7 separate regions of the Homo sapiens genome follow, and regions 1, 2, 4, 5, 6 and 7 are each linked to region 3. Evidence: chromatin contacts called from ENCODE Hi-C data. All regions are on one chromosome and are shown on one strand. Each heading gives the region's core, a stretch centred on a gene start or an enhancer-like site at or near the end of the contact. The rest is flanking DNA. Distances are from core to core; before and after follow the strand shown.

Region 1 (3,333 bases), core at 766-3,265, 2.6 Mb after region 3:
ATCCGGGCTCACTGCAACCTCCACCTCCAGGGTTCAAGCGATTCTCCTGTCTCAGCCTCCTGAGTAGCTGGGATCACAGGTGCCTGCCACCACGCCCGGCTAATTTTTTTGTAATTTTAGTAGAGGCCCGGCCTAATTTTTGTATTTTTAGTAGAGACGGGATTTCACCATATTGGCCATGCTGGTCTCAAACTCCTGACCTCAGGTGATCCACCCGTCTCGGCCTCCCAAAGTGCTGGGATTACAGGCATGAGCCACCTCGCCTGGCGGGAAAATCCTAACTTTCCATGCCTAAGTAACAAAAGGACCGAAGGCTTCCCTTTGACCTTTTCTATTGGGTAGATAGTAGACTGGCTGTCTGCAACCAATCGGACTGATTTCGGGTCTAGTCTTCGTGTGCAACTTTGTGACTTCACCCTAGTCTCTGATTAGTTGGGTTTTGCAACCAATCAGATGTTTGCACAGGAGTGTGACCTTTGTAACTTCACCCTTTGGTTGGCTGCTGCCTGCAACCAATCAGACTGATCGCGGGCCACCACTTCAGTTACATGAGGTGAGCATGAAGTGGCCAATGGGAAACTTCTAGGGGGTATTTGGACCCAAGAAGATTATGTACCCGGGCCCTTGAGCCGCTGCTTGGTCGGCTCCCACACTGTGACGTGTCCTTTTGTTTTCAATAAATCCCTGCTTTCCTTCTTTTGTTGCTTCATTCTTTCTTTGCTGGGCGTTTTGTCCAATTCTTTGTTCAAAACGCCAAGAACCTGGACAACTTGCAGTCACGACCCTCTACCGGTGGCACTGGGGCGCAAATGAAGCTGGGAATGCAGGACCCGGCGCATCTGAGGAAGTGCAGCGGGGCATGGCGGTGCTAGAGGGTGGGGACATGGAGGCGGCACAAGGCCAAGGCGCCGGGGGATGGCCAGAGGGAAGTAACGGCCGCGCTTGTGGTGGAGATGGGGACGGGACAGAGAAGTCTTGGGGGGTGACCGGGGTAGGCACGGCGGTGCTGGGGGGAGGGCGCCCAATGAAGCCCACGGGGGGGAAAGGGGCGTGTCTTACCGAGCGTGTTGGGGGAGTCACAGCCGTGCTTGGGAGGATGGGGTCTGGGGGAAGGACGGGGCGCGTCTTAGTGGGATGAGGGGGAGGGCACAGCCGTGCTGGGAAGGCAAAGGGCCGGGGGGCGGGATGGAGCATGTCATGGTGGGGCCGAAGAGGCGGGGGGCGGGAAGGGGCCTTCTTAGAAATCGGGAGGGCGTCACAGCTGTGCTCGGGAGGACGGGGCGTTGGGGAGGGACAGGGAGCGTCTTAGTGGACCCGGGGAACACGGCCGTGCTGGAAGGCATCGAGCTGGGGGGTTGGGGGCGGGACGGGGTGCCTCTTAGGAAGTGGGGCGGGCAAGGCTACGCTTCGGGGGATGGAGCCTTGGGGCGGGACGGGGCGCGTCTTAGTGGGGCAGAGCGGGGGGCGCGGTTCGGGGCGGGTCTTAGGGAGCCTTTGAAGGCCGAATCCGGGCAGCGGTGTAGCTGGGCGTGGAAGGCGGAGGACCCAGCAGGGCGTGACCGGCCCAGTTTCCGCTCCCTCCGGGTCCCGGCCAGCCTTCCTCCGCCCTCCCTTCCCTTCCTCCTTTGTTCTCTTTCCCTGCCCTTCCGCCTTCCCTTCAGTTCGGTCTCCTCCACCCGCCCTTCGTCCCCTCAGTCGCCCCCCATCCCTGGGCTCTGCTGTCTGGCGTCTTTCCCGGGCACAGAACGCGCCTCCAGCTACATTTTGGAGACTACAAGGCGCCGGACACAACCACGCCCTTTACAGGGGCCCAGGCTCGCCCGGGGCGCCCCTCGCCGTGCTCGCGACCCCCTCCCCAGGCCCCCACCCTAGGCCTTAGTATGGGCCGCGTCCCGGGGTCCCAGGCACCTGGCGGCGGGCGCGGCGCGTCCCCTCCGCGCGGCGGATCGCATGGCCGAGCGCTGGCCCAGAGCGCAGGACCTTGCCCTGCGCACTCCGCGCCCGGGCGCCGCTAGTGCCAAGGCTTCCGCCCTCTCAGCTGCGGGATCTGGGCCGGGCGCCCGCCCCTCCTTCATCCGCGTCATCTCCTGGCTCTCGGGACCTCCGGGACCTGCGCGTGGAAACAGGTTTTCCCAGGTCGTCACACGGGAAGGCCTGGGCTAAGGAGCTGATTAAACCCAGTTACGATTGACCGGGCGCGGTGGCTCCCGCCTGGAATCCCAGCAGTTTGGGAGGCCAAGACGAGTGGGTCACCTGAGGTCAGGAGTTCGAGACCAGCCTGGCCAACCTGGTGAAACCCCGTCTCTACTAAAAATACAAAAATTAGCTGGGTGTGGTAGTTCACGTCTGTAGTCCCAGCTATTCGGGAGGCTGAAGCAGGAGAGTTGCTTGAACCCGGGAGGTGGAGGTTGCAGTGAGCTGAGATCGCGCCACTGCAACTCCAGCCTGGGCGACAGAGTGACACTCCGTCTCAAAAAATAAATAAATAAAAATAAAAAATAAACCCAGTTAGGCTTGAGCACAGGGAGCCCCTTTTCTTTTTGTCAGGAAGGGTCTTAGGACCTACCCAGAGCAATCAAGTTGCGATTTCAGTTTCTCAAAGCTTGGTGTTTGAAATGTCTGTTCCGGATGCTGGACTTGTACTCTAAGTCTGGGACGGGGAATGCTAGATGGGCCCTTTTTTTTTGCTTTTATTACTATTATTATTATTATTTTGAGATAGGGACTCACTCTGTCGCCCAGGCTGGAGTGCAGTGGTGCGATCTCGGCTCAGTGCAACCTCCGTCTCCTGGGTTCAAGCGATTCTCCTGCCTCAGCCTCCCGAGTAGCTGGGACTACAGGCGCGTGCCACCACGCCCGGCTAATTCCAATTGCTATTTTTATCTTTGTTTCTTTCATCAGACTGCTGTTGAAATTACTCCTTTTGATTAATCACTGTGCCCTGGACCCCTCCCCATCTTTTCTGTGACTCATCCTTTTGTTTTTGAATGATGCTATTTTGCTCATTACCCTCTCACGTAATGCTTTTTTTGTATCTTTGGCTCTCCCTTTGTTGTTTGTTTGTTTTGTTTTTAACTCTTTTGACCTCTAGAAAGATCAAGGCTGAGAGTTGAGGCTGCAGTGAGCCTTTGTTTTTGTCTAACTCTCTTGACCTCCAGTCGCTGATTCTCTCAAGCCCCTTCATGTCTTACCTCATCCCCTCACATCCCCTCACAATGCAAGATCTGGTCAAAGTATAAATTCATATTTTGTAGGAAATGCTAGCTTACAAAACAATATCACATCCCTACCTCCAGCCCAGGTGACCCACTTTCCCTCAAAGGGGGTTGCTTA
Region 2 (3,153 bases), core at 210-2,709, 2.2 Mb after region 3:
TCCCAGCAGTTTGGGAGGCCCAGACTGGAGGATTGCTGCAGGCCAGGGGTTCAAGACCAGCCTGGGCAACATGGTGAGATGCCATCTCTACAAAAAATTTAAAACATTAGCCAGGCGTGGTGGCTCACGCCTGTAAACCCAGCACTTTGGGGGACCCAGGTAGGAGGATTGCTTCGGCCCATGAGTTTCAGACCAGCCTGGGCAACGTAGCAAGACCCTATTGCTACACAAAAAAATTAAAACATTAGACAGGTGTGGTGGCTCACACCTGTAATCCCAACAGTTTGGGAGGCAAAGGAAGGAAGATCGCTTGAGCCCAGGAGTTCGAGACCAGCCTGAGCAACATAGCAAGACCCCGTCTACAAAACTTTAAAACATTAGTCGGATGCAGTAGCTGGTGCCTGTAATGCCAGCACTTTGGGAGGCTGAGGCAGGAGGACTGCTTGAGCCCAGGAGTTCGAGAGTAGCCTCGGCAACAGAGCAAGACTTCATCTCTACTTCCTATTACAAAAAATAATAATAATAATAAATTCTGAACCTGCAAATCTAGGAACAGAAGTTATCTGCATACACAAAACACAGTGGCGGTCATCACTGATGAGTTCAGACAGTGAACGAGTCCTGCAAAGTTGGAGATCTGTGACTCAGAGATGTTTACAAAGGCCAAGGAAACAAAGTTGCCACTTAACGGGCCTGCCCTCCCCACCAGACCTCCGTGGCTCCCCAGTGCCCGAGAAGCCGCCTCTGGGCCCCCTCTGGAGACGTCCTCCGGAGAAGGGCCCATCCTCACTTACCCTGGGGTGGGTAGGGGTCGAGGTCCCTGGGACGCCCGCTCCTCCCCTCCGGGGCCTGGCGGGGGCGCGCGGTCACTGGCCGACCGCAGGCGGCAGGCAGAGCCGCCTGATGTCTTGGGCGCGGGGCGTGCGAGCCCCCGGGTCCCCGGCCATGGCCCGGAGGTGTCAGGGTGCGCGGGGGGGCGGCTGCACGGGGGCTGCTTGGTTGGAGCCCGACCCGGGACAGGCGGGGAGGCCACACGCGCGGGGAGGGAAGGGTCGGGCCGGGTCGGGCCGGGCCAGGCGCGCAGAAGAGCCGGCGGGGACGGAAAGCGCGGGGCGGGGAGGTCCCAGCGCGCACGCCGCCCCCCCCCCACCCCCGGCCACACCTCGACCCCCGCCCAGCCCCACTTCCGGGAGCGCCACCGCCTCGCCAAGGTCACGCGGAGCCCCCGCGCCCCCGCCCCCGAGCCAGCCCGCGCCCACCCGGGTCCCCGGAGCCCTGACCCCTGCCCCGCCCCGCTGACCTGGCTCCAGGAAGCCCCCGCGGCAGCGCCGCAGCAGCTGCGCCAGGATCACCGCGGCGCCTACCGCGTAGACCCGCAGGGCCGCCCGCGCCGCAGACAATGGCGACATGGCTGCCCCGGCCGCGCCGCCGCCGCTTCCGCGCCGCCCGCGGGACTCTGCGCCCGCCCGCCCGGACGGACGGCGGAAACGCGCGCGCCCCGGACCGCCCCCTGCCCGCCCCGAACCGCCCCGGCCTGCGGGGAACCCCCAACCCCAGACCCCGCCCGGGCCCTCTGGGATCCCGCACCGCCTGCAGGACTGGGGACCCCGAGCGGACAACCGACCCCAGCCAGGACACCCCCCCCAGGACCACAGACTCCAGCCAGGAACCCCCCCCTGCAAGGACCATAGACTTCAGCCAGGACCCCCCCCCCCAGGACCACAGACCCCAGCCAGGACGCCCCCAGGACCACTGACCCCAGTCAGGACCCCCCCTTCAGGACCACAGACCCCAGCAGGGACCCCCCACACACACCCCCAGCCAGGACCACAGACCCCAGCCAGGAATCCCCCCCAGGACCACAGACCCCAGCAGGGACCCTCCACACCTCCTCCAGGACCACAGACCCCAGCAGGGACCCTTCCCCCTCCCGGCAGGACTGCAGACCCCAGCAGGGATCCCCACCACCACAAGACCAACAGCCCCAGCCAGGACGCCCCCAGGACTACAGACCCCAGCCAGCACCCAAGTCAGATCCATAGACTCCTCCCAAGAACACCCCCCAGGACCCCAGACCCCTGCTGGGACCCCCAAGACCACAGGCCCCCCCACTGGGGCACGCCCAGACACCCCACCAAGAACCCCACCAGGACTACAGACCTCCACCAGGACTCCCCAGTACCACAGATCCTCCCAGGGCCCCCCAGGACCACAGACCTCCACTGGGACCCCCACCACCAGGACCCCTCTCCAGGATCACAGACCCCTACTGGGGCCCCCTTCTAGGACCTCCACCTCCATCACAACCACCCCCCGGACCACAGGCCCCAGCCAGCACCCCACAAGACCACAGACCCCTGCCAGGACGCCCCCCAGGACTACAGACCCCAGCTGGACTGCCTCTCCAAGACCCCACACTCCAGCCAAGACCATGGAACCCCATTCAAGCCCCAGCCAGGACCCCCACCATGGGATCACAGATCCCCTACCCAGACCCTGCAGGGGACCAGGACCACCACGGGAACCACCCTCCCCATCTTAGCCAGAATCATGTAACCCCACGCAGACCTCAGCAGGGACCACAAGGACTTGGACCCCATAGGGAACCCCAGACAACCACCCAGAGCCATGCCAGGATTATGGACCAGGACTCCCACAGAGGACTCTGAACAGCTGTAAGGACCATGGACCCCACACCCTAATTCGTACTGACACCACAGAACCTGCCCCAAGCACGGACCCCACACCCCAGTTCCTGCTGACACCACAGAACCTGCCCCAAGCACGGACCCCACACCCCAGTTCCTACTGAGACCACAGACCCCACCCCAATTCCTGCCAGGCCACAGACACCACCCACCAAACCTACCCCTCCACTTCCCTGCCCCCAACAACCCTGCAGGGATCACAGACCCCCTTCCCGGCCCCTGCAGAGAACTCCAGACTACTTCAGGGACCACGAGCCCCCTCCCCACCCTGATCCCTACTGGGACAGCAGACCCCTACTCAGACCTTGGTTGGGAACCCCAGACAACCACAGAGTTACCTGGGCTCCCTCAGGGAACCCCAGACCAGCACAGAACCCCCACCCAGACCCTTACCAGGGCCAAGGCTGAAATCCCACATGGACCCCCCAGCAGACTCCTACTGGAA
Region 3 (3,292 bases), core at 367-2,866:
CCCCCGATATGACTTCGTCCCCCCAGGGCCTCTAAGTAGGAATCTGACGGGAGAAGGACACCGGAGCCACAGCGGGACACGAGGGCGACCCTGCCTTACATGGAATTTGGGCTCCAGGCGGGCGCAGCAGGGAACCCGGGAGCTGCGGGTGCTCAGGGGATTACTGAGGAACCACCGGCAGGTTTGGGGAGTAGAGAGGCAAGAGGTCTGCGCGCTGTTCTGAGCAGTTCGGGGCTTCATCTGTTCCAGGAATTAGCCATTTTGGAAAACACCCGTAAAGAAAAACCACTCATCGACTACAGGAGCTTCCAAGGGAAAAATCAACCTTTATGAGACTCTGACACGTGCAGCGACTTATTCATTTGCATTTCCTCCTGGGGGGTGGGGGGTGGGACTAGACACAGATTGGTCCGCTGGACGCCCTCCCTTCCCTGACCTCAAACACACCGTGCCTACCTCTAACCCAGAGCAAGAGAAACGTAGGTCCCATCGGCGAGAACCGCCCCGGCCCACCCAACCCCACCCCACCCCACCCCACCCCACCCCACCCCACGGACCCCACGGGCCCCACCCCATCCCACGGACTCCACCCCATAAGCTCCGCCCCCGCACTTTTACCCCATAGGCCCCTCCCCCGAAGCCCCGCCCACGCACCTCCACCAATGATATCCTCCCCTCTTCCCCATAAGCCCCGCCCTTTCACCCATGGGCTCCTCCCCCGAACCCCACCCATGCACCTCCACCTATGAGATCCTCCCTTCAGAGCCCCGCCCCCGCATCACCATCCATAAGCTCTTCCCCTCAGAGCCCCGCCCCTCAGCGCCACGCCCTGGCATCTCCAACCATCAGACCCTCTCCTTAGAGCCTGGCCCCCTGAAGCCCCGCCCCTACGTCGCCACCTGAGCTCTTCCCCTCAAAGCCCCGCCCTGGGTCTCCACCTATGAGATTCTCAGGTCAGAGCCCCGTCCCTGAATCTCTACCTATGAGCCTCCCCAGAGCCCCGCCCTTGCATCGCCAGCTATGATTCTCCCGAGTCCCGCCCCTGAATCTCCACCTATGAAATCCTTCCTGCAGAGCCCCGCCCTTGCGCCTCCACCTATGAGATTCTCCCCACAGAACCCCGCCCCTGAATCTCCACCTATGAGATCGTCCCTTCAGAGCCCCGCCCCTGAATCTCCACCTATGAGCCCCCTCCCCTCAGAGCCCCGCCCCCAGGTCTCCAGCTCCTGTTTCTCCCCCGAAAGCCCTGCCGCGGTCACCTCGAGTCATCTGCGACTTCCCCGGGCCCCACTTGACGTCAGGGTGAACCAGACACACGCGCTGGGTCCCCGCCGGCAGCAGAGGCTCTCCCCGCAGCAGCTCCTCCTCGGCGTTCTCGTCCGCATCTTCCGGCTCCTCCTCGTCGTCTCCCGTGCGGCTTCGGCCGCCGTCCGCCCGCAGGCCCCGCCCTCCGCCCCACGGCCCCTCCAGATTCCCGGGGCTCCTGCGGCCGACAGCGGCTAGCGCGCGCGCGGGGCAGGACGGCGCGGCTGCCCGCGGAGCCGAGCGGCCGCGGCCCACGCGGGAGAGCCGCAGCCCCGGGCGTACGGCGGCCCGCAGGGCCCACATGGCGCGTCTGGAGGCTGAACGTTGGGGCGGGGGCTGCCCACAGGCCGCTCCTCATCACGTGCTCGTGATTGGCGTGCGGCCGGGGCTGGCTCACCAGCGCCTCTCCCCGGCACAGGCCGTGCTCCTCATTGGTCATCCGGCGTCACGTGCTAGTGATTGGCGTGCAGCTGGGGCGTGCTCACCAGCGCCTCTCCGCAGCATAGGGCGTGATCCTCATTGGTCATCCCTTGTCACGTGCTGGTGATTGGCGTGCGGCCGGGGCGGGCTCCCTAGCGCCGCGCCCCGGCAGGGCGTGCTCCTCATTGGTCGCCCCGCATCAGGTGCTGGTGATTGGCACGCGCTGCCGGCGGGGGAGGCGGGACCGGGCCGCTTCTTGTTCGGCGTGGGCGGCTCCTGGCAGACCCATCCCGCGGTGCAGCCGCCGGCCCGGTAGGCGCCAGGACCCCGAGCCTCGGCGGCGGCGGCGGCGGCGGCAGCGCTGCCTTCACTCACCTCGTCCTCGCTCCCGTCCTACCCCGTTCCGCGCTGGGTGGAGTCCAAGTCTGATTGCGAGAGTCCGGAACGCCGCCTCGGGGGCTTGACTCCAGCCCCGGGGATCGAGAACGGCGCCCAGGGGTCCCTACGTCTGCCTTGGGGGCTCGAGTCCCGCCCTGGGCGTCCGTGACGTCGCCCAGGGGTCTCCACGTCTGCCCTGGAACCTGGAGAGCCGCCGTGGGGGCCCCGGAAGCTGCCCCGGAGTCCCCACGTCTGCCCTGGGGGCTCGAGTCCAGCTCTCAGGGTCCCGGACGCCACCCAGGGGGTCCCCATGTCTGCTTTGGGGGCTCGAGTCCAGCCATGGGGGTCCTGGACGCCGCCTCGGCGTCCCCGCGTCTGCCTTGGGGGCCCGAGTCCCGCCCTGGGGGTCCTGGACGCCGCCTCGGCATCCCCGCGTCTGCCTTGGGGGCTCGAGTCCCGCCCTGGGGGTCCCCGATGCCGCCCGGGGGTCCTCACGTCTACCTTGGAGACTGGAGTTCCCCCGTGGGAGTCTCGGACGCCACCCCGGAGTCACCGTGTCTAGCCTTGGGGGCTTGAGTCCAGCCCTGGGGGTCCTGGACGTCGCCGAGGAGCCCCCACGTCTGCCTTTGGGGCTTGAGACCTGCTCTGGGGGTCCCGGTCGCCGCCCAGGTGGGTCCCCACGTCTAGCCTTGGGGGCTTGAGTCCAGCCCTGGGGGGCCCGGATGCCGCCCGGGGGTTCTCCTCGTCTGCCTTGGGGGTTGGGTCCAGCCCCAGGCGTCCTGACCACCGCCCAGGGGCCCCCACGTCTGCCTGGGGGCCTCAAATTCAGTCCTGGGGGTCCCGGACGCCTCCCAGGGGTCTTCATGTCTGCCGTGGGCCTCGAGTCCAGCCGTGAGGGTCCCGAATGCTGCCTTGGAGGGTGGAGTCCAGCTCTGAGGGTCCTGAAGTCAGCTTTGGGGGTTCGAACCCATCCATCCCAGGGGTCCCTGAGTCTACATTAGGGGCTGGAGTCCAGCCTTGAGGGTCTCCACTGCTGCCTTGGGGGCCTGGATGGGATCCAGCGGGTCTGAGTCCAGCCTCGGGAGCCCCTGCGGTGGAGCTCTGAGTGGGGCAGGGGCCTGGGAGATGCCAGGAGGATGAGAGCGGCGCCCCCCTGGTCCAGGGGACAGTAAGAGGCAGCCGGTCTCAG
Region 4 (3,247 bases), core at 686-3,185, 2.4 Mb after region 3:
TCGGCTGAGCTTGGGGTCCGGGGAGCAGTGGGTTTGGACACTCAGTGGTGACGTCAGCCGTAGTCCTGAAGCAGAGGGGAAGTTGGCAATCCAGGCTTGCCTGGGGGTGACACTGGTGGCGGGAGGGCCTGTGCCCTCCCCTGTAACTGGGTTTGTGTGGGGTCCATGGGGGCATTGGGGTCAGTGGAAGGAACATGAAGTGAGCCAGAGCATCGTCACTGTGGCCTCTGAGGGCAGGTGGAGCAAGAAAAGGAGGAAGCTTCTAAGTGACACCTGGTCCCAGCTCAGTGGCTATGACCAGGGAAGTCATGTGGAGGAAAAGGCTGGTGGACTCTGAGGGTGATGGAGGAGGATGGGAGGGGCAAGCTAGGCTGGGGAGGTGGCAGGCCATGGACACACACCAGACAGACACACATGTGCATGCACACATACACAGGCACATACATGCATGCACACTCATGCCATGCATATATGCATGCATGCACACGTGTGCACCCACACAGCAAGTCACATGTGCACGTGAGCACACATGAAAACACACAAGCACATGCACATACTCCTGCAGTGCACATGCACACCCATATATGCATGCACACAGGTGTGTGCTCAGATAGCACCCTCACACATATGCACACAAGCACACAGGCAAACACGCAGACACATGAACAAATGCACATATATATTCATGCAGTGCACTTGTGCACATATACACATGCAAACAGGTGTGCATTCAGCACACTCACAATGCACATGAAAACACGTGTGCACACACATGCAGTGCAATACATATATGCATGCACATGTGTGCCCACACCATACACCCACACATACGTGCAGGAGCACACACGTGCACACACAGAAACCACATGAATGCATGAGCACGCGTATATGAAATACACATGTACACATGAGCACATCCACACGCGCACATGCATGAACATAGACACACACATGCATGTACATAGACACGCACATGCATGTACATAGACATGCACACGTATACCCAGGCCCTGCATTGGAAAAAATCCAAAATGTGGCTTGGTTGCAAAGAGCACATGAAGAGCTGTTGAATGCAGAGGTGCCCAGCAAGAAGCATGGACCTAAACCCGAAGGTGGTTGGGGGAAGCTTGGGGACACCTGGGTGGGCAAATGGCCCCCCTGAGGCCCAGGGACAGATGCAAAAACCCAGCAAGCCAGGAGGGTCTTTGAAAAAAAAAATGTGTACCACATGTGACATTTCCCATGTGAGGGAAGCATCGAGATCATACTGTGTTTTCCCTGTGCCCTGCGATTTTGCAGCTGACATGCCCTTTCTGTGGAAATATATAGCAGTCCTCATGCTAGGATTGCGTGTTCTGTGTCAGGCAGCTGGGCATGGGAGTGCAGGGTGTGGGGTGGAACCTGGGAGGAGAGTTCTAGTTTTACCACTGTGTTCCGGCCGTGGGGTGTCCTGGGGAATGGAGGCCACCTCCTGACACTGGAGTTTCCTGGGTTCTGCTGTGAGCGAGGAGTGGGAGAAGACAAGACTCTGGTCTTAGAAACCTTCCGAGTCTCGTACGCCCTTGACTGCCGTTTCTGAGTATTTCCTGAAGCTTGGGAAGGATGAGTCACTTTAAGGGGATTGTCCTATGTTGCTTTGTTTTGTTTCTTTAGTGACGGTGTCTATGATCATCTTCTGTTTATGAGGGTGAAATTACAGAAATAAGAAGGGTTACACTTAAAATAATATCTGTACTTTACTTTCACGTGTGGGGTTTTTTTTTGTCATTGCTGCTGCTTTTTTTTCTTTAACATTCTGACAGTTCTGTCTGCTTATTATTAAGTCTTCCTACCTTTCTAAAGAGAATGTCTTTCTTGCTAAAGAATACATTATGGACTCTTGGAATCTCTTTGTTGGGGTGGAGGGGGTGGGGACTTGCCCTGACTTGCTGGGAATGCCCATAGGGTTTAGAAGTCACGTCTACCGCTGAGGCACTAACAAAGGTAAGCCTTCAAGGAAGCACTGTCATTTCCGGGGAAGAGAGTTTTGAGGAAATTGAAACAGTTACGAATTGATCTAGCAGTCCCTCTACTAATGTATCTACATATGAAGATATGTAGAGATGACTTTTTTTTTTTTTTTTTTTTTGAGATGGAGTCTCCCTCTGTCACCCAGGCTGGAGTGCAGTGGCATGATCTCTGCTCACTGCAACCTCTACTTCCCGGATTCAAGCGATTTTCCTGCCTCAGCCTCCTGAGTAGCTGGGATTACATGCGCATATCACCACGCCTGGCCAATTTTTTTGTATTTATAGTAGAGACGGGGTTTCACCATGTTGGTTGGGCTGGTCTCGAACTCCTGACCTCGTGATCCTCTCACCTTGGCCTCCCAAAGTGCTGAGATTACAGGTGTGAGCCACCGCACCCGGCCCCAGAGATGACTTCTAAACCTTCAGGGTATTCCCAGCAAGTCAGGGCAAGTCTATATATATATAATATATATATGTGTATATATATATTTGTATAAATATATAATTCGTATATATAGTATGTATATATAGTATATATAGTATGTATGTATATGGTGTGTATATATGTAGTGTGTGTATACATAGTATGTGTATATACAGTATGTATGTATATAGTATGTGTATATATAGTATGTGTGTGTATTATATATATATATAGTATGTGTATGTGTGTATATATATATATGTTTATTTGGGATAAGGAAAGGAAATCAGTATGTCAAAGAGACACTCCCCTCCCATGTTTATTGCAGCACCATTCGGAGTAGCCAAGACATGCAGTCAATGGAAGAGCCCATCAAGGGATGAATGCAGAAAGAAAATGTGCTATATCAACTCTGTACATTCACTAAAAGCCATTCATTTGCACAGTGAGAATAAGTGCCTTTCATGCTATGTAAACTATGCCTCAATAAAGCTATTAAATGAACAAAGAAAATAGGGTATATTCACAATGGAATGGTATTCAGCTTTAAAAAAGAAGGAGGTTGGCTGGGTGCGGTGGCTCATGCCTGTCATCCTAGCACTTTGGGAGGCTGAGGCAGGTGGATCACCTGAGGTCAGGAGTTCAAGACCAGCCTGGCCAACATGGTGAAACCCCGTCTCTAGTAAAAATACAAAAAATTAGCTGGGCATGATGGGCGGGCGCCTATAGTCCCAGCTACTCAGGAGGCTGAGGCAGGAGAATTGCTTGAACCCAGGAGGCGGAGGTTGTAGTGAGCCAAGATCATCGCACTCCA
Region 5 (3,306 bases), core at 717-3,216, 2.4 Mb after region 3:
AAGGGTTCCTGTTCAAATAAGAACTTGAGTCTTCACAATTCTTTATCTTAACCCAGACATTCTTTTCTATTGATCCCAGGACTTTAAAGAAACCCAAGCAATTGCCAATCAGAAAATTCTAAAATCTACCTATAAGCTGGAAGCCTCCTGCTTTGGGTTGTCCCGCCTTTCTGGACAAAACCAATGTGTCTCTTAAATTTCATTGATGTCTCATGCCTCCCTAAAACGTATAACACCAAGCTGCACCCCGACCACCTTGAGGACACGTTCTCGGGACCTCCTGAGGGCTGTGTCATGGGCCATGGTCACTCATATTTGGCTCAGAATAAATCTCTTCAAATATGTTAGAGTTGGACTCCTTTCTCTTTTTTTCTTTTTTCTTTCTTTTTTTTTGAGACGGAGTCTCGCTCTGTCACCCAGGCTGGAGTGCAGTGGCCTGATCTTGGCTCACTGCAACCTCCATCTCCCCGGTTCAAGCGATTCTCTTGCCTCGGCCTCCTGAGTAGCTGGGACTACAGGTGCACACCACCACACGCGTCTAATTTTGTATTTTAGAAGAGACAGGGTTTCACCTTGTTGGTCAGGCTGGTCTCCAATTCCTGACCTCAGGTGATCCACCCGCCTCGGTCTCCCAAAGCGCTGGGATTCCAGGCGTGAGCCACCGCGCCCGGCCTAGTTTGACTCTTTTCGTGGACAGTTTGAAGTGTGGAATGCAAGAATATTCAGGGTTATTTGTCAGGCTGCAAAGTTGTTCCACTACCCTGCGGGAAAATGGATACAATTTTAGGCTTAGGTGTTAACAGATAACATTGTTAAGTGTGGGAAGGGCGACAACTGCACTGCAGCTGTGGCCAGTGGCGCGGGAGGGTGTCTAAACTCAAAGCCCACTGGAAGGCGAGTCGCCCATGACCAGGACTAGGGCCCAGGTGCCCCAGATAGAAGGCACCTCGTTCCCTATTGCCCCTCACTAACTCCCGTGACCAGGAGTCCCCACTCCCAACCTTGTCCTGGGGATTCTGGGGAGAAACTGCCCCAGCGCAGAGGCTACTCCAAGGGTTGTCCTTGGTCCGGCGCAAAGGGTTCGTCCGCCACCCTCCCGGCTGCGCACCCCGCGCTCGGACGCTCTAGAAAGGACTTGGGACGGGGGTTGCCTGTGGAGCGGGGGCCTAGGCTTCCTGAGCAGGGAGAGGATTGCACTTTGCTCCCCTTGGGGAACTCCCTGAGGTGAGCAGCGGGGAGGGGCCCCCATACTTTTCCCAGCAGGGGAGCCGGGAGTTTCCTCTGCTCCCACTGCAGAGCAGGGGAGGGTCCCTGCTAGGGGCGGAGAAGGGGCTGCAGGGGCGAGTGGGGAGGGGGGCTACACGTTTCCAAGAAGGGCGGCAGTTTCGTGTCGCTACAGTTGCAGGCGTGCATTTAGGAGGCTGTAGACAGGGAGGGACCCGCACTTTCCCGAGCAGGGGAGCTGCTGGGAAAGTTTGTTTTTTTGCTCCCACTGGAGACCAGGGGGTGAGGGGCGGAGAAGTGGCTGCAGGGGCGAGTGGGGAGAGGGGGCTCTATGTTTCCAAGAAGGGCGGCAGTTTTGTGCCACTACAGTTAAGGGCCGCCCTCGGGCGTGCATTCAGAGGGCTGTAAACCGGGAGGGACCCGCACTTTCCCGAGAACGTTGTAGTTCACTTTGCTTCGGGTCGGCGCCGCCCTGGCTACGGCCCTGTGGGTGGGTGAGGGGGCGTGGGCAGTTTCCTGAGAAGGGGCGGGGCGTGTACCGTACTCCCCTCGGCGCTGCCTGGGCCACCCCCGCCCGCCTACCCCCTCTGTCTCCTCCCCGGGCCCGGCGTTCCCGCCCCTTCTGTGCGCGCGTGGAGGCCGGGGCGGGGCGGGCGCAGCCGGCGCTGAGCTTGCAGGGCCGCTCCCCTCACCCGCCCCCTTCGAGTCCCCGGGCTTCGCCCCACCCGGCCCGTGGGGGAGTATCTGTCCTGCCGCCTTCGCCCACGCCCTGCACTCCGGGACCGTCCCTGCGCGCTCTGGGCGCACCATGGCCCGCGGGGCTGCGCTGGCGCTGCTGCTCTTCGGCCTGCTGGGTGTTCTGGTCGCCGCCCCGGGTGAGCGAGCGGAGGGATCCGGGTTGGGGGACGCGGAGGGCGCGGGCCGGGACTGGGGATCCGCTTGAGATGCGGCGTTGGGGGCGCCCCGCGGGGACACCCGGAGCCTCCTCCCTGCCCGGCAGGACGCGCTGTGCCCACGGGGGCCCAGGCCCGGAGGAGGCGCCCACTTTCTCCCCAACGCTTTTCCTGGAGCCGTTCCAGAGAGAAAAGTCAGCGTTTGTTGTCGGAGTTGCAAACTCTTACATGTGGGGCGGCCTTGGGAGAGGTGCGTCCGATTTTTCCCAATCTAGGGGACCTTCTTACAGATCTCTCTCCCTTTGCATGAGCCCCTCACCCCACCCCGTTATCTACCCCCAGGGTTTGGGGACCTGCGTCTTCAGGCCGCGCGCGGAGGCCGCCCTGGAGTTGCCTGTCACAGCCACGCCCTGCGTCCCGGGCCTAAATTTGGAATCGCTAGGAGCCTGAGACCCGGGTGGTGGGGGGAAGGGAAGGAAAAGTTAGAAAAAAACTTTGAGCCCTGAAAATGTTCAAAAATACTCTGTGGATGCGGGCTCCGGGAATTTCAGCGCGTGCTGTGCGCCAAGCAACACGGGGCGCAGAAAGAAACGTGTGCTTACCAAATTGTCCATCTGCGGCGGTGGAGAATTCGGAAAACAGAAAAAGTGGGCAGGGAAGAAAGAGCCACGGTCACCCTCCCACGCCCTAAACCGGGCCTATTTCTAATTATTACTTTAATCATGTTTTTCTGTTTCCCTCCCTTTGAAACGGAAACGGAGACCCTGCCGGATGTGGTATGTTATAAATTCTTTTTTCATGTTATAAATTCTTTTTTCAATGGTCAGTGCATTTTTTGCTCTTCGTATGGGCAGGCTTTTAAGTAGACCGGCTTGCGGGCAGTGTGGACTTCAGGACGGGCCTTATCAGGGCTGGACGTATTTAGGAAGGAGACGCGGGAACGCCCGGCCCTGGGGAGGACGGAGGAGGCCCGATTTGTGTTGATAGGATCTAGCTCAGCCTAGAGCTGCGGTGACTAGGCCGGGTCTCTATTTTTAGGGAGGAGTTGCTAATGGATTTACACCCTCTTTAAAGGGGTCCCGGGTATCCTAGAAATTGTGCTTTCACTTGGTAGAGATTAGAGATAATGAAGCCTGCTCCGTAGAGGAAAACTTGGAGGACTTTCCAGCCTGCAGGGGAGGTTCCAAGC
Region 6 (3,157 bases), core at 191-2,690, 2.3 Mb after region 3:
TGTGAGTCGGGCTGGCACAGCCGTCCTGCTGTATCATCAGCCACCCTGATACCTTTGCTCAACGTGTTCTGCCATGCTTAGAATACAACTTCTGGCCGGGTGCGGTGGCTCATGCCTGTAATCCCAGCACTTTGGGAGGCCGAGGTGGGCGGATCATGAGGTCAGGAGTTCGAGACCAGCCTGGCCAACAAGGTGAAACCCTGTCTTTACTAAAAATACAAAAAGTAGCCTGGCATGGTGGTGCATGCCTGTAATCCCAGGTACTGGGGAGGCTGAGGCAGGAGAATCACTTGAACCCGGGAGGCGGAGGTTGCAGTGAGCCAAGATTGTGCCACTGCACTCCAGCCTGGGCCACAGAGCAAGACTCCATCTCAAAACAAACAAATAAACAAACAAACAACACACAGACAACTTCTATCCTGTAGGAGACTTCCTGCTTCGAACTGGCTGCTGGGACTCCAGCCATCACGTCATTATCCCAGGCAGGTTCAGGATGAAGCAAAGACCAAAAAAAAAAAAAAAAGAAAGAAAAAAGAAAAATGATTCTGCCTCCAGGAGTGGAGTGCATAGTTAGACTGCTGCATTCCTCAAACCCCTGAGGTGGGCCCCAGGGTGCGGGGCCAGCCCCTCTGGCCTTGCCTGTGTCTGATCCAGGGGCACAGGTGGCCTGGGGAGAGACGGAGTCACCCGCAGGCCTGAGACAGCACAAGACCAGTGTTACCGAAGGGCCCCTGACGCAGCCTGCTGGGGTGAGTCGCCAAGGACCAGGACTCAGCCAGGCGACCCAGATAGGGGTCTTACCCCCAACCCCAAACCACGACCACAAGTCCTCACTCCCAACCCTGTCTCTGAGCTTGCGGCAGAACGTCCTTGGTCCCGCGCAGAGCGGGTATCCGCAGTGTGTCTCAAAGCCCCCCACCCCCGCCATCTTTCACCACTGAGCGCCCCCAGCTCGGACGCTCCAGAAAGGACCAGGGGCCGTGGCTGCCTGTCAAGGCCTACGCCTTTCTAAGCAGGGAGGGGATTGCACTTTGCACCCCTTGGGGATCGCCCTGAGCGCCCCGTGAGCAGCTGGAAGGGGGCCCCATAGTTTTCCGAGCAGAGGAGCAGGAAGAGTTTCATTTCCTCCCCGTTGGGGCTGCCTGGGGGGGGTGCCTGTTAGGAACAGAGAGGGGACAGCAAGGGCGGGCGCGGAGAGGCCCACACCTCTCCAAGAAGGGCAGCGGTTTCTCTTGGCTCCAGGTAGGGGCCGCCCTGGGGCGTGCATTTAAGGGGCTGTAGAGAGGGAGGGACCCGCACTTTCCCGAGAATGTTGGGGGTTTCACTTTGCTCTAGTTGGCGGCATCCTGGCGACGGGCTTGTGGGCGGGGGGCACTCACAGTTTCCTGAGAAGGGAAGGAGGGCGTCCCGTGGTCCCCTCGGCGCGGCCCGAGCCACCTCCGCCCGCCCCCTCCTCTGTCCCCTCCCCGGGCCCGGCGTTCCCTCCCCTTCCGTGCGCCAGTGGAGGCCGGGGTGGGGCGGGGCGGGGCAGGCGCAGCCTGGGCTGAGTTTGCAGGGCTGCTCCCCTCACCCAACCCCTTCGAGTCCTCCGCGGGCTCCGCCCCACCCGGCCCGTGGGGGAGGTTCCGTCCCGCCGCCTTCGCCCGCGCGCTGCACTCGCGGACGATCTCTGCTCGCCTTGGGCGCGCCGTGGCGCGCGGGGCCGTGCTGGCGCTGCGGCTCCTCGGCCTGCTCCGCCGTCTGGTGGCCGCCCCGGTGAGCGAGCGGCGGGATCCGGGTGGGAGGACGCGGGGGGTGGCGCGGGCTGGGCCTGGGGATCCGCCTGGGGATGTGGGGTGCAGGGGCGGGGCGCCCCGCGGGGACACCCGGCCCCTCTTCCGTGCCCGGCGGGACGCGCTGTGCCCACGGGGACCCAGGTCCGGAGGAGGCGCCCACTTTCTCCCCAGCGCTCTTCCTGGGGCCAGGTGGGAGCCGTTTCAGAGGAAAAAGCCAGCGTTTCTTTCGTAAACCAAAAAGTATCTGGGACAAGTCCCAATCCTTTTGAGTTGATTCGGCGAAGATCAGGAAGGAGCCCGGGAGACGGGTCTATGCCTTTCTCCAAAGATACTATTGAGAGCTTCGGTATTTAAAGGGGGAAAGCACGCTGGAGGGGAAAGAAGGAGGAAGGCTCATTTTACCGAATTCACCTGTTGCAAAAGAAAAGCAGCAGGTAGAATAGTCAATTATGTATTTGTCTTGCGCTCACTAAATTGGCACTTTACTAAGATAAGGTCAACAGAGAGTTATTGCACTGTCTGCTTGGGAACAGAAGGAAAGACAGCTTCCTGCCTGACTCAGCTTCCAGCTTTATTATTATTATTATTAATTATTTTGGCAGAGTGAACTGGGGTTCCAAGTTTTAATTTTCCTTCTACAGTTTGCAGAATCGCAAACTCTTAAATTTAGGGGAACCTGGGGAAGAGGTGGCATCCGATTCCCCCCCAACCCTGGTGACGTTCTTATGGATCTTATGGATACTGCAGTCTCTCTTCTCTTTCTGTCTCTCCTCTCTTCTCTTTCCTTTCTCTCTCTCCTCTTCTCTCCCTCTTCCTCTCTCTCTCCTCTCCTCTCTCTCTCTTCTCTCCTGTTCCCTCTCTCTCTTCTCTCTCTTCTTTCTCTCGCTTTTCTCTCTCCTCACTCTCCTCTCTCCCTCTCTCTCCCCTCTTTCCTCTTTCTCTCGCCTCTCTCTCACCTCTCTCCTCTCTCCCCTTTTCTCTCTCTCCCCCTCTTCTCTCTCTCCCCCTCTTCTTTCTCTCCTTTTCTCTCTCGTCTCTCTCTCCTCTCCTCTCTCCTCTCTCTCTCCTCTCCTCTCTCTCCTCTTTTCTCTCTCCCATCTCTCTCTCTCCTGTCTCCTTCTCTCTTGTCTCTCGCCTTTCTCCTCTCTCTATCTCCTCACTCTCTCCTTCTCTCTCCTCTCTCTCTTGTCTCTCTCCCGCCTCTCTCATCTATCTCCTCTCTCTCTCCCCCCTCTCCTCCCTCTCCTCTTTCTCTCCTCTATCTCCTCTCTCCCCCTCTTTCTCTCTCCTCTCTCTCTCTTACTCCCTCTTTTTCTGTCTCATGCTCATCTTTTACTGTTTTCACCTGAGGGAAGAGTGATGAGAAGATAGGAATTCACGTT
Region 7 (2,891 bases), core at 22-2,521, 2.3 Mb after region 3:
GAAGGTTGTAGTACTTCCTGCTTCCTGGAGATGGTAAATAAACGTCCTGGGTCACTGAGGAGGTTGTAGCACTTCCTGCTTTCCTAGAGATGGTCAGTGAACATCCTGGGTCACTGGGGAGGTTGTAGCACTTCCTGCTTCCTAGAGATGGTCAATGAACTTCCTGGAGATGTTAAATAAACTTCCTGGGTCACTAGCGAAGTTTGTAGCACTTCCTGTTTCCTGGGGATGGTAAGAGAACTTCCTGGGTCACTGGGGAGGTTGTAGCACTTCCTGCTTCCTAGACATGATAAATGAACTTCCTGGGTCATTGGAAGGTTGCAGCACTTTCTAGTTTAGAGGGACATTATAACACTTCCTGGTTTATCTGGAGATTGTAATGCTTTCTGATTCATAGGGACATTGTAAAACTTTCTGGCTCACATTGTTACATTTCCTGGTTCAAATGGATAATAGTAGCACTTCCTGGTTCACAGGGACATTGTGACACTTCCTGGTTCTTATGGGTAATTGTAGCATTTCCTGGTTCACAGGGACATTGCAACGCTTTTTGGTTCATACACATAATTGTTAGCACTTCCTGATTCCCAGGGACATTGCAACACTTCCTGGTTCATAGGGATAATTGTAGCACTTCCTGTTTCATAGGGACATTGTAATACTTTCTGGTTCATACGAATAACTCTAGTACTTCCTGGTTCATATAGATAATAGTAGCAATTCCTGGTTCACATGGACATTGCAACACTTCCTGTTTCACAGAGACATTGCAACACTTCCTGGTTCATTCTGATAATTGTATAACTTCCTGGTTTGCAGGGACATTGTAACACTTTCTGGTTCATATGGATAATAGCACTTCCTGGTTCATAGGGACATAGTAACATTTCCGGGTTCATACATACGGATAATTGTAGCACTTCCTGGTTCATACGGATAATTGTAGCACTTCCTGGTTTGCAGGGACATTGCAATACTTCCTGGTTCATATGGATAATTGTAGCACTTCTTAGTTTTTAGGATCATTGTGACACTTCCTGGTTCATAGTGACACTGCCACACTTTCTGGTTCATATGGATAATTGTAGAACTTCCTGGTTCATAAAGACATTTGGAACCGTCTGGTTCATAGGGATAATTGTAGCACTTCCTGGTTCATAGGGACATTGCCACACTTCCTGGTTCATCTGGATAATTGTAGCACTTCCTGGTTCATAGGGAAATTGTGACACTTTCTGGTTCATAGTGACATTGCCACACTTCCTGGTCCATGTGGATAATAGTAGCACTTCCTGGTTCGTAGGGACCTTACCACACTTCCTGGTTCATCCAGATAATTGTAGCACTTCCTGGTTCATAGGGATATTGCCACACTTTCTGGTTCATATGGATAATTGTAGCACTTCCTGGTTCATATGGATAATAGTAGCACTTCCTGGTTCACAGGTACATTACAACACTTCCTGGTTCATTCAGATAATTGTAAAACTTCCTAGTTTGCAGGGACATTGTAACACTTTCTGGTTCATATGGATAATTGTAGCACTTCCTGGTTCATAGGGAAATTGTGACACTTTCTGGTTTATAGTGACATTGCCACACTTCCCGGTCCGTGTGGATAATAGCACTTCCTGGTTCGTAGGGACATTGCCACACTTCCTGGTTCATCCAGATAATTGTAGCACTTCCTGGTTCATCGGTAAATTGTGACACTTTCTGGTTCATAGTGATATTGCCACACTTCCTGGTTCATAGTGACATTGCCACACTTCCTGGTCCATGTGGATAATAGTAGCACTTCCTGGTTCATAGGGACATTGCCACACTTCCTGGTTCATCCAGATAATTGTAGCACTTCCTGGTTCATAGGGATAGTGCCACACTTCCTGGTTCATAAGGATAATAGTAGCACTTCCTGGTTCACAGGTACATTACAACACTTCCTGGTTCATTCAGATAATTGTAGAACTTCCTAGTTTGCAGGGACATTGTAACACTTTCTGGTTCATATGGATAATTGTAGCACTTCCTGGTTCATAGGGAAATTGTGACACTTTCTGGTTCATAGTGACATTGCCACACTTCCTGGTCCGTGTGGATAATAGCACTTCCTGGTTCATAGGGACATTGCCACACTTCCTGGTTCATCCAGATAATTGTAGCACTTCCTGGTTCATAGGGATATTGCCACACTTTCTGGGTCATATGGATAATTGTAGCACTTCCTGGTTCATATGGAAAATAGCACTTCCTGGTTCACAGGGACATTACAACACTTCCTGGTTCATTCAGATAATTGTAGAACTTCCTAATTTGCAGGGACATTGTAACACTTTCTGGTTCATGTGGAGAATTGTAGCACTTCCTGGTTCATAGGGAAATTGTGACACTTTCTGGTTCATAGTGACATTGCCACACTTCCCGGTCCATGTGGATAATAGTAGCACTTCCTGGTTCATAGGGACATTGCCACACTTCCTGGTTCATCCAGATAATTGTAGCACTTCCTGGTTCATAGGGATATTGCCACGCTTTCTGGTTCATATCGATAATTGTAGCACTTCCTGGTTCATATGGATAATAGTAGCACTTCCTGGTTCACAGGTACATTACAACACTTCCTGGTTCATTCAGATAATTGTAGAACTTCCTAGTTTGCAGGGACATTGTAACACTTTCTGGTTCATATGGATAATTGTAGCACTTCCTGGTTCATAGGGAAATTTTGACACTTTCTGGTTCATAGTGACATTGCCACACTTCCCGGTCCGTGTGGATAATAGTAGCACTTCCTGGTTCATAGGGACATTGCCACACTTCCTGGTTCATCCAGATAATTGTAGCACTTCCTGGTTCATAGGGATATTGCCACACTTTCTGGTTCATATGGA

What was found. Hi-C counts contacts between places; a loop is a spot of excess contacts on that map. Pooled maps may share reads with other maps.
Region 1: a map of ascending aorta shows a loop between it and region 3 (7-fold over the local background). The contact joins the promoter of ARSD here to the promoter of GTPBP6 in region 3. A Hi-C loop is called at or near these places in 1 of 168 maps with a recorded cell type or tissue (ascending aorta), 1 of 37 single-sample maps with no recorded cell type and 7 of 50 pooled maps.
Region 2: a pooled map shows a loop between it and region 3 (11-fold over the local background). The contact joins the promoter of DHRSX here to the promoter of GTPBP6 in region 3. A Hi-C loop is called at or near these places in 2 of 37 single-sample maps with no recorded cell type and 10 of 50 pooled maps.
Region 4: a loop to region 3 is called in a pooled map, with 10 times the contacts of the local background. The contact joins the enhancer-like site here to the promoter of GTPBP6 in region 3. A Hi-C loop is called at or near these places in 2 of 37 single-sample maps with no recorded cell type and 7 of 50 pooled maps.
Region 5: a loop to region 3 is called in a map of ascending aorta, with 7 times the contacts of the local background. The contact joins the promoter of CD99 here to the promoter of GTPBP6 in region 3. A Hi-C loop is called at or near these places in 4 of 168 maps with a recorded cell type or tissue (ascending aorta, naive thymus-derived CD4-positive, alpha-beta T cell and psoas muscle), 4 of 37 single-sample maps with no recorded cell type and 18 of 50 pooled maps.
Region 6: a map of naive thymus-derived CD4-positive, alpha-beta T cell shows a loop between it and region 3 (11-fold over the local background). The contact joins the promoter of LINC03112 here to the promoter of GTPBP6 in region 3. A Hi-C loop is called at or near these places in 1 of 168 maps with a recorded cell type or tissue (naive thymus-derived CD4-positive, alpha-beta T cell), 2 of 37 single-sample maps with no recorded cell type and 10 of 50 pooled maps.
Region 7: a loop to region 3 is called in a map of naive thymus-derived CD4-positive, alpha-beta T cell, with 30 times the contacts of the local background. The contact joins the enhancer-like site here to the promoter of GTPBP6 in region 3. A Hi-C loop is called at or near these places in 1 of 168 maps with a recorded cell type or tissue (naive thymus-derived CD4-positive, alpha-beta T cell), 4 of 37 single-sample maps with no recorded cell type and 8 of 50 pooled maps.

The regions. Positions count from the first base shown.
Region 1 is chrX:2,927,324-2,930,656 of GRCh38, forward strand. It overlaps ARSD (arylsulfatase D), which reads right to left and starts at 2,016. Exons shown (of 10, transcript NM_001669.4): 1 at 1,909-2,016. The coding sequence starts at 1,952. RefSeq lists silencers at 1,504-1,663, 1,684-2,033.
Region 2 is chrX:2,499,517-2,502,669 of GRCh38, forward strand. DHRSX (dehydrogenase/reductase X-linked) reads right to left here and starts at 1,460. Exons shown (of 7, transcript NM_145177.3): 1 at 1,301-1,460. The coding sequence starts at 1,409. It overlaps ZBED1 (zinc finger BED-type containing 1), which reads right to left and starts at 1,460. Exons shown (of 2, transcript NM_001171136.2): 1 at 1,301-1,460.
Region 3 is chrX:317,180-320,471 of GRCh38, forward strand. GTPBP6 (GTP binding protein 6 (putative)) reads right to left here and starts at 1,617. Exons shown (of 10, transcript NM_012227.4): 1 at 1,260-1,617. The coding sequence starts at 1,608. LINC00685 (long intergenic non-protein coding RNA 685) reads left to right here and starts at 1,966. Exons shown (of 1, transcript NR_027232.1): 1 at 1,966-3,292.
Region 4 is chrX:2,708,761-2,712,007 of GRCh38, forward strand. All of the region lies in intron 1 of CD99 (CD99 molecule (Xg blood group)), which reads left to right. Among named protein-coding and RNA genes, the nearest start is that of CD99, 19 kb to the left of the region's middle. Within about 2 kb of position 1,936, at least 17 of the 41 ENCODE cell types and tissues checked have a DNase peak (open chromatin) inside an H3K27ac peak, as active enhancers do.
Region 5 is chrX:2,689,329-2,692,634 of GRCh38, forward strand. It overlaps CD99 (CD99 molecule (Xg blood group)), which reads left to right and starts at 1,967. Exons shown (of 10, transcript NM_002414.5): 1 at 1,967-2,099. The coding sequence starts at 2,033.
Region 6 is chrX:2,607,727-2,610,883 of GRCh38, forward strand. It overlaps LINC03112 (long intergenic non-protein coding RNA 3112), which reads right to left and starts at 1,441. Exons shown (of 2, transcript XR_001755779.3): 1 at 1,380-1,441. MIR6089 (microRNA 6089) reads left to right here and starts at 1,465; the gene lies at 1,465-1,528. It also overlaps the pseudogene CD99P1. RefSeq lists an enhancer at 812-1,336.
Region 7 is chrX:2,628,885-2,631,775 of GRCh38, forward strand. It overlaps the pseudogene CD99P1. Among named protein-coding and RNA genes, the nearest start is that of LINC00102, 15 kb to the left of the region's middle. Within about 2 kb of position 1,272, at least 11 of the 41 ENCODE cell types and tissues checked have a DNase peak (open chromatin) inside an H3K27ac peak, as active enhancers do.